Regions from separate parts of the Homo sapiens genome. Here region 2 is linked to region 1. Evidence: chromatin contacts called from ENCODE Hi-C data. All regions are on one chromosome and are shown on one strand. Each heading gives the region's core, a stretch centred on a gene start or an enhancer-like site at or near the end of the contact. The rest is flanking DNA. Distances are from core to core; before and after follow the strand shown. Region 1 holds the start of HERPUD2 (HERPUD family member 2). Region 2 overlaps ELMO1 (engulfment and cell motility 1).

Region 1 (3,682 bases), core at 806-3,305:
GACGGTATACTTCTTTTCTAAACTATTCCAAGACTCCTTGATTACCAACCACGGCCTTTCAAATCTGACTTTGGGGACAGATGGAGCTGTACTGTCTATATTTTATTTATTATCTCTGCAATATCCAGTTATGATTCAGAATGGAACACAGAATGGAAAAGCCATATGAGAGGGATGCACCAAATGGTGGTGGGGTGGAGGGCAGTTCTCTTTTAAACTAATGTCCATGTATCCTCTACAGGAGAAAAATGTTGAAAGGGGTTGTGGTGAAAACGAATCTACAACTTATAATTCTTTGGTCCTTGAAACATATATAGTAACCTTGAAAGTATAATTTTTATAGGGGACACATACTTATTTCTAAGAAAAAAAAATCTTCAATTTCTGTTTAAGTTTCTGGGCCAAGTGTTGAAAGTAAAATGGAATTTTAGTGTAATAAGCAATAAAAGCTCTGATACGGGTTGTAGTGCTTTATCTTTTTTTTTTTTAAGAAAGGATATATCTCTCACTCGCATATTAGGTTGATGACTTTAAGTCCAAAGAAAGTAGTCCCTTTTCCATGCCTGCCAATTCTTTGAGACAGAGTCTCACTGTGCCACTCAGGCTGGAGGGCAGTGGTGCGATCTTGGCTCACTGCAACCTCCGCCTCCCGGGTTCAAGCGATTCTCCTGCCTCAGCCTCCTGAGTAGCTGGGATTACAAGCATGCGCCACCACGCCCAGCTAATTTTTGTATTTTCAGTAGACATAGGGTTTCACCATGTTGGTAAGGCTGGTCTCGAACTCCTGACCTCGTGATCCGCCCGCCTTGGCCTCCCAAAGTGCTGGGATTACAGGTGTGAGCCACCGCGCCCGGTCTTTGCCTGCCAATTCTTAAGTCCCTTGATATTTCTGCTTCCTCTTACTAATTAACTGAACCTCATCAGGAAAATATTAATGATGGTTCGAACACTCAGGAGACACAACCTCAGAACTCAAAATACCTCGCGGTCTACCAAAAGAGACCTATTTGATTCAAGACTGGAGGGGAGAAGCAGGAAAAAGGAGGGTACACGGCACGAAAAGCTGCTGGTCAGAGCAGCTGCCCCCAGCTTTTACACACTTACTGGTTTGCTAGGGTAAACGTTAGATAGATGCGTTTTTAGTTTCCCCACGGTCCAGTTCAAGAAGCAGCTAATAGTCTGGTCACTGTATTTCTGATTCGGTGCTTTAATGATGAGGGTCACAGGAATCTCCATCCCACTTTGGTCCATGGTGCCCCCAAAGTCAGACAGAGTCCAGAGGAGCGGCAGTTAAGCCCAAAAGAGCCGAGATGGTCACCGCCGGCGCGACTGGGATGAGGACAGAAGTGAGTTCTTAGTATTCCGTGTCCAAGTCAGTTACAAGTGCACTGGAGGATACGAAGCCCATTGCCGGTACCAAGGATGGACTGAGGTGGTGGCGACTGCGACGGTGGGGTCTGGGTGCCCGGCCGTGGAGGCAGCTCTCCCCGCCAGGTCCGGGCTCCGCCGGGCTCCGGACTGTGGAGGCCGTCGTGAGGAGAAAGGAAGCTATACGAAGGAAGGGTGGGAGGGATGAGGGCACAACGGCCGGCCCGGGGTCACTGCCCCGCCCCACCGCGACCCCCAAGCTGGAACGCAACAAGGCCCCTACGCCACGGCCCCGCGGTGCGGATCGGGGAAGCAGCTGGGCCGCTCAGGGCGGTCAGCGGGCACTGGGGTACCTGAGAGAAGGCCGCGGGGCCCGCCACCGCCGCCCTCCGCGCCCAGGCAGGGCCGCCAGCCACACCGTCCGGCCAGGCGTTTTCCGTGGCAGCCGCTCCCTTCCTGCTGCGCGGCGACCGGCACGGCCCAGCCCCGGGTCTCGCGAGGAGGCGCGGGTGAAAGGGAGAGAAGCTGACCGAAGGCGCGGCCCGGCTCTCCGCCTGACCCCTCAGTCTGGACAGCGCAGGGTGGCGGCAAGGCAGGGCTGGGCCGGGGGCGGCCCAGGCGACTACAGGTAGCAGGAGGGCGGGGACGAGAGCCGTTGCGCCACCGCTGGCGCGCCGGTTTTGTTGTTATTGCGAGGATTGTCTGGGGCCCCTTTAAGCCGGAACAGGCAGGGCGGAAGTGCGTCACCGGCGGCACGCCCCTGCACATGGACCTCCCCCGTCCCCGCCATCCCTGCCGATCCTGTTGCTGCCGCCTTCCCGCCGTGCTCGGGCTGCCCGGGACTCTAGCCGCCAGGCTTCGCGTCGCCCAGCGGCAGATCGGGCTCCTGGGAGCCTCTCCCCTGGCCGTTTGCTCGGCCTCGGCCCCAGCTGCCCTGGGGCCTAGCCACTAGCTCCCCTGGCGCTAGCCTACCCTGTCTTGACCGCACCCTGAAGATTTGGGAAGTCTTTCTCCATCCCAAGAGTCGTCTCTGCAAAAGTTGGTGTCCTTCCTGGTGCTGAACCACGCTTCTGCTCAAAATGTGTTGAGCGTCGTCTGTCTGCAAAGCACGGTGCCAGGAGCTTTGGTGGAGAAGGCATGGGGTACATGTGTAAAGAGTACAGGCTTTTGGTTAAACCTGAAGTCCTCCTCTACTTTCTGGGGGACCCTGGCCGTCCTTGCTGAGCCTCCGTTGACTTCTCTAATGGGGACGGTAATGCCTACCTGACCACAAGCTGATGAGTAAATGAGCTATGAGTGCAAAGTGTGGTGCAGTTCTGGCGTGTGCCAGCCTCTCAAGTGTCAGTTTCCGTCTCATTCCTCTTAATCTTCACTAAAATGGACAAGTATTCATTGAGCACCTAATGCGTGTTCAGTATGGTGGGAGATGAGGGATGACAGTATTATTTTTCTATTTTATAGGTTAGACATAGAACAAAAGGTTGAGTCTATTGCCCATAGCCGAACTTTTCTTCATTTTCTACTGTGGTTTAGAAGTCGGTATAGTAAGTTAAGGGTTGTTAGATGTGCATTTTCACAGCTCCCAGCTTCCACTTAGGAGTAGATAACATAGGGGACTTTGCGAGCTGGTCTCTTTCCCTCTTAGCTTCAGAAGGGCTTCGAGGTAGCCACCACTGAATTAGTTGAGAGACAAGGCACCCCTACGGAGGAAATCTCAACTGCACAACCCCTACTGTGCCCCAATTCAGCAGGAAGCAGTTAGAGCGGTGGTCAAACCTCCCCAATAGCACTTGGGTTTTCCTGTTGAGAGGGGGTACTGAGAGACAGGACTAGTTGGATTTCCTAGGCTGGCTAAGAATCCCTAAGCCTAGCTGGGAAATTGACCACGTCCACCTTTAAACACGGGGCTTGCAATTTAGCTCACACCCGACCAATCAGGTAGTAAAGAGAGCTCACTAAAATGCTAATTAGGGAAAAACAGGAGGTAAAGAAGTAGCCAATCATCTATCGCCTGAGAGCACAACAGGAGGGACAATGATCAGGATATAAACCCAGGCATTCAAGCCAGCGGTGGCTACCCTCTTTGGGTCCCCTCCCTTTGTATGGAAGCTCTGTTTTCACTCTATTAAATCTTGCAATTGCACACTTTTCTGGTACGTGTGTGTCACAGCTCAAGCTGAGCTTTCGCTCACCGTCCACCACTGCTGTCTGCCGCTGTCACAGACCCACAGCTGACTTCCATCCCTCTGGATCCAGCGAGGCGCCCATTGCTGCTCCTGATCGGGCTAAAGGCTTGCCCTTGTTCCTGCAGGGC
Region 2 (3,769 bases), core at 451-2,950, 1.3 Mb after region 1:
TTTTTTTCCTCTCCCCTGACAAATGCATTCTGAAACTTTCATTTTATAAACACTTGCCAATTCTCTAAAACAAGAGAGCATTTTTACTATTCTACAACACATAGCAGTGACCCAGGATATCTTATATGGTTAATATAACGTACAATAAGATACCCAATATGACAACATGGTTCTTAGTAAGAAAGACATTCTATCGAGTGTGTATATACTCTTGTGGATTCCTTATGAATGGCTTCAAAATTATTTGATAGTCATTACTACCTCACAGGGGAAAAAAGCATCAGCTCACTAATACTGGAGAAGAGATACCTGGATAATTGTTCTTCTTCCCAATCTCCTTGCTCTTTCTCGTCTCCTTCATAGATTTGTTTTTTGTTTTTGTTCGTTTTCCTTCTGCCCAAAGTTCTTTTCTCACCATTCTTTTCTTCTCACTCTTCACTCCTGCACTAGGAGGACTAATCTGGTCCTGTAGCTTCTACATTCATAGATGCCAAATCTCTATTTTGAACCAAGATAGTTTCCTGAGCTCCAGACAACTCCTTATTGGACACGCCCATCTTAGCCACATCTCTTAGCCACCTCAAAGTCAAAATTGACAAAACATAACTCCTATTCTTTATGGCTTATCCAAACTTACTAGGTTCTCCATCTCAGCTATTTTTGCTCAGTTGACTCTTCTCTCAATCACCATCTCACAAATATATTATATTTACTCCTTTCCTTTCCCACTGCCACTGACCTTGGTTCAGGTGCTCATCACTGCTCTTCCGGATTAAGACAAAAGGCTACAATGGTCTCCCAGTCTCGGGACAGATCCATTTCCCTCACTGTCTTCCATGAGGAGCTCATCAAAACCTAACTATAGCCACATGTATAGCCTCTGCTTAAAATCCTTCAGATAAAGTAACGCCTCTTCACAACACGGACCCTGACTCGCCCTGAATGAGATGGTTTCTGGGTCAGCTTGAAAAAATGTTTCCAGAATGCATTTGCCAAGGGAAAAGAAGAAAATTTTGCATTTGCAAAATTTTGAGAAAATAAGACAATAATGAAAAACATAAACTGTTTGGAAGACTTTTAGACTTAATACATGCTTTTCCCTCTGCCTTAATCACCCTTCCTCATCTCAATTCGCTCCTCAGTGGTAACTCCTGCAGGTCTTTCAGAATCCAGAGCAGTTGTTCCCACTTCCAGGGGATTCTTTTACGCCCATTCTCTATAGGCTGAGCCTTCTAAGTGTCTCCATCTGACCCTCTGCCACTTTTCCAATGCTCTGTTTGCTTTTTTGTCTCCTTGTGGAAATTCTAATACCCTTGAGGCTTAGGACTACGCCTTCTCTGTCTTTATATATTCAGTACTTAGGGCCTCAAAAAATGTTTGTGGAATGCATGTTTACACGTGAAGCAGGCCTTACCCAATGGAGCCGAGTTCTTGAAGTCACCACATTCAAAAATTATTCTTCTCCTCACATTGAAATATTGCACTGAAATATTATATTCTTGATAGTGACAGTTAATCATTAAACATCCTTCCCCACTGGCAAAACAAAACATGACCACAGGAGAAGGCTCCGTGGAGACCATGCCCACACATTTCAGTGCCTGGGCTAAAATAAGCATGTAAGTGTGTAGGACTGATCATCATATTGCACCAGGAAGCGCGCCCTTCCAGATTTAAAAATATACTTGTTTGGCTTGATTCAGGCTGCTCCTCATTCCAGGCCTGCGTGAGTCATTGGAGAAACATCCTATTAGAGTGCACCCCTACTGATTGGCTTCCTTTGTATGTTCACGGTGACTCAGAAGAGATGACTCACAGTTCACGCTTATGACAAAAAGAACTTGCTCTCCCTTCCTTTTCATTACCCATGTTTTGCAGGCTTTATTGGCACCTTTGAAAAACATCTAAGGGAGCAAGGGAAAGGAAAACACAGGGGGCAGCCTGAGAATTGGCACTACTTATTTTTAACAAGCAACCCTACTTAAAGCACCTTTCATCAGAGCAGCACAGATATACTTTGGAGGCCTAATACATCCAATGCTCACATTATTCCTGGAAGGTCAGTAACTGGATGCTATTGCTCCACCCTGCCAGTTGATGGAAAGGAGGGATGCTCGAAGGACATAAAGATACTTCGCAATGTCCCTCTGCAGGGCTGGCACCCAACGCTGGGCTCTCAGAGCCGCTGTTGATAAAATGGCTGGTTAGATCATCCTCTCTTGGTTATAATACCCAAAGCCTTGGCCAAGGAGAGAGACATTCTCCAAAATAATCAGTGGTCAAGCAGTGAGCATGAAGCAAAGTGAGAGGACAATCCAACCACGACAATCTTCTGGATGCCTCAAGATGCTCATGACCTGTCACTGGCAGAAACTGTTGGGTTCTGTGCCAGTTACAAACAACAGAGGTTAGTTCCTTTCATTCCACTTCAGAAAACATTTCTGAGTACTTATCCACAGAGATGGATCAGGCATAGACTCTGACCAGGAGAGCAACAAGATAAAGTGCAGTGAGTTATACACCACAAAGTAAGGACAGGTCAAGTGTCTGGAGAGTCCAGGGGAAGAGTTGGCTTTATTTTTTAGAGAAACTGGCATTTGAATTGCACCTAAGGATGGGTGGAATCTAAATCATACTTCTACACTTCATCTTAGCCAAAACGCCGAGAAGCGATAAAATCATATTTCTGAATGTGTTTTTCCTTCAGAATAATTTACTAGTCAGGCTCATCTCAAATTCCATTTACATTCAGACTCCACATTCCATAATCGCTGTCTCCTGGAAGCCATTGAAATGCATGCATATACGTCTGCCTGCAAAGGAGACACTTCTGTGTGCAGTTCTGGGTGGGTTTATGGTACCCAAATAAACGGAGCAGGAGGAGCGCAGACGGGCTAAGTCCAAATTGTTCCCCCTTCCAGGGGATCCTTGTGCAGTGAGCTCTGCCTATGCTTTAATAAAAGGGGATAAAAATACTTGCCACCTACTTACCTCCGAGACACACTGCAAGGCTGGATCGTGTTCACGGCAGTGTGAATTTTTCAGGAGATAAGTGATCTATGAAAACAAAGCTTTATTATCATAAATGTTGAGCGAAAATGAAGCAAAACCAATGTCTAGGCCATGTGTTTAGTGTTAAAAAAAAAAAAAATACACCAAACAGACACTGGATTATAACTTTCCAGCAAGCCAGCATTCCAATGTCAAGGCCTGAATGTCCCTTCCCAGGGAGTAGGGCTACAAGGGTCCCGGTACACTGAATATCTGATGAAATGAGGCAAATGCAGTGTTTTGATGACAGATGTTTCTGATAAGAATACAGAATTTGGAAAAGAAATTGCAAGGCAAATCTGTCCCATGATGTGAGATCAGGGACATGAATACTGGAGACTAAGATCATCAGAATTGATCCCTAAAGAACTGCGAAGAGATGTGGAGGAAACTAAGAGAAAGACTATTCATTGCCCGAGGCAGAAGGGAGTGGGTGGTTCAGAATCTTCAGGGGTGCGGAATAAAGACAACAGAAGATAAAGGGAGGAAGCGAACAGTTAGCTAGTAACTCTCTCAATTAGGTTTAAGATAAGAGAGACAGTGCTGTGCCAAAAAAAAATTAGAGCATTAGTGGACTTACTTACATTGTATTCCCATGTACAAATCAGATATACGTTTAGGAGATGAATTACTTCTAATTCCTCACAACTTCACACAGTTGAGAGATCAGAGGGAAAAAAATGTGTAATAACATGAGTTAAATTGTGACCTTCCACCC

Evidence for each region. A loop is a pair of places that touch in the nucleus more often than their neighbours do. Pooled maps may share reads with other maps.
Region 2: a loop to region 1 is called in a map of ascending aorta, with 8 times the contacts of the local background. The contact joins the enhancer-like site here to the promoter of HERPUD2 in region 1. A Hi-C loop is called at or near these places in 3 of 168 maps with a recorded cell type or tissue (Calu3, ascending aorta and uterus) and 3 of 50 pooled maps.

What each region holds. Positions count from the first base shown.
Region 1 is chr7:35,693,080-35,696,761 of GRCh38, forward strand. HERPUD2 (HERPUD family member 2) reads right to left here and starts at 2,056. Exons shown (of 9, transcript NM_022373.5): 1 at 1,722-2,056; 2 at 1,105-1,548. The coding sequence starts at 1,251. It overlaps HERPUD2-AS1 (HERPUD2 antisense RNA 1), which reads left to right and starts at 2,127. Exons shown (of 1, transcript NR_136255.1): 1 at 2,127-3,682. RefSeq lists an enhancer at 1,195-2,082 and a silencer at 1,525-1,934.
Region 2 is chr7:37,030,356-37,034,124 of GRCh38, forward strand. All of the region lies in intron 15 of ELMO1 (engulfment and cell motility 1), which reads right to left. Among named protein-coding and RNA genes, the nearest start is that of ELMO1-AS1, 34 kb to the left of the region's middle. RefSeq lists enhancers at 1,339-2,538, 1,373-2,042. Within about 2 kb of position 1,701, at least 17 of the 41 ENCODE cell types and tissues checked have a DNase peak (open chromatin) inside an H3K27ac peak, as active enhancers do; they include ascending aorta, where a contact is called at or near this core.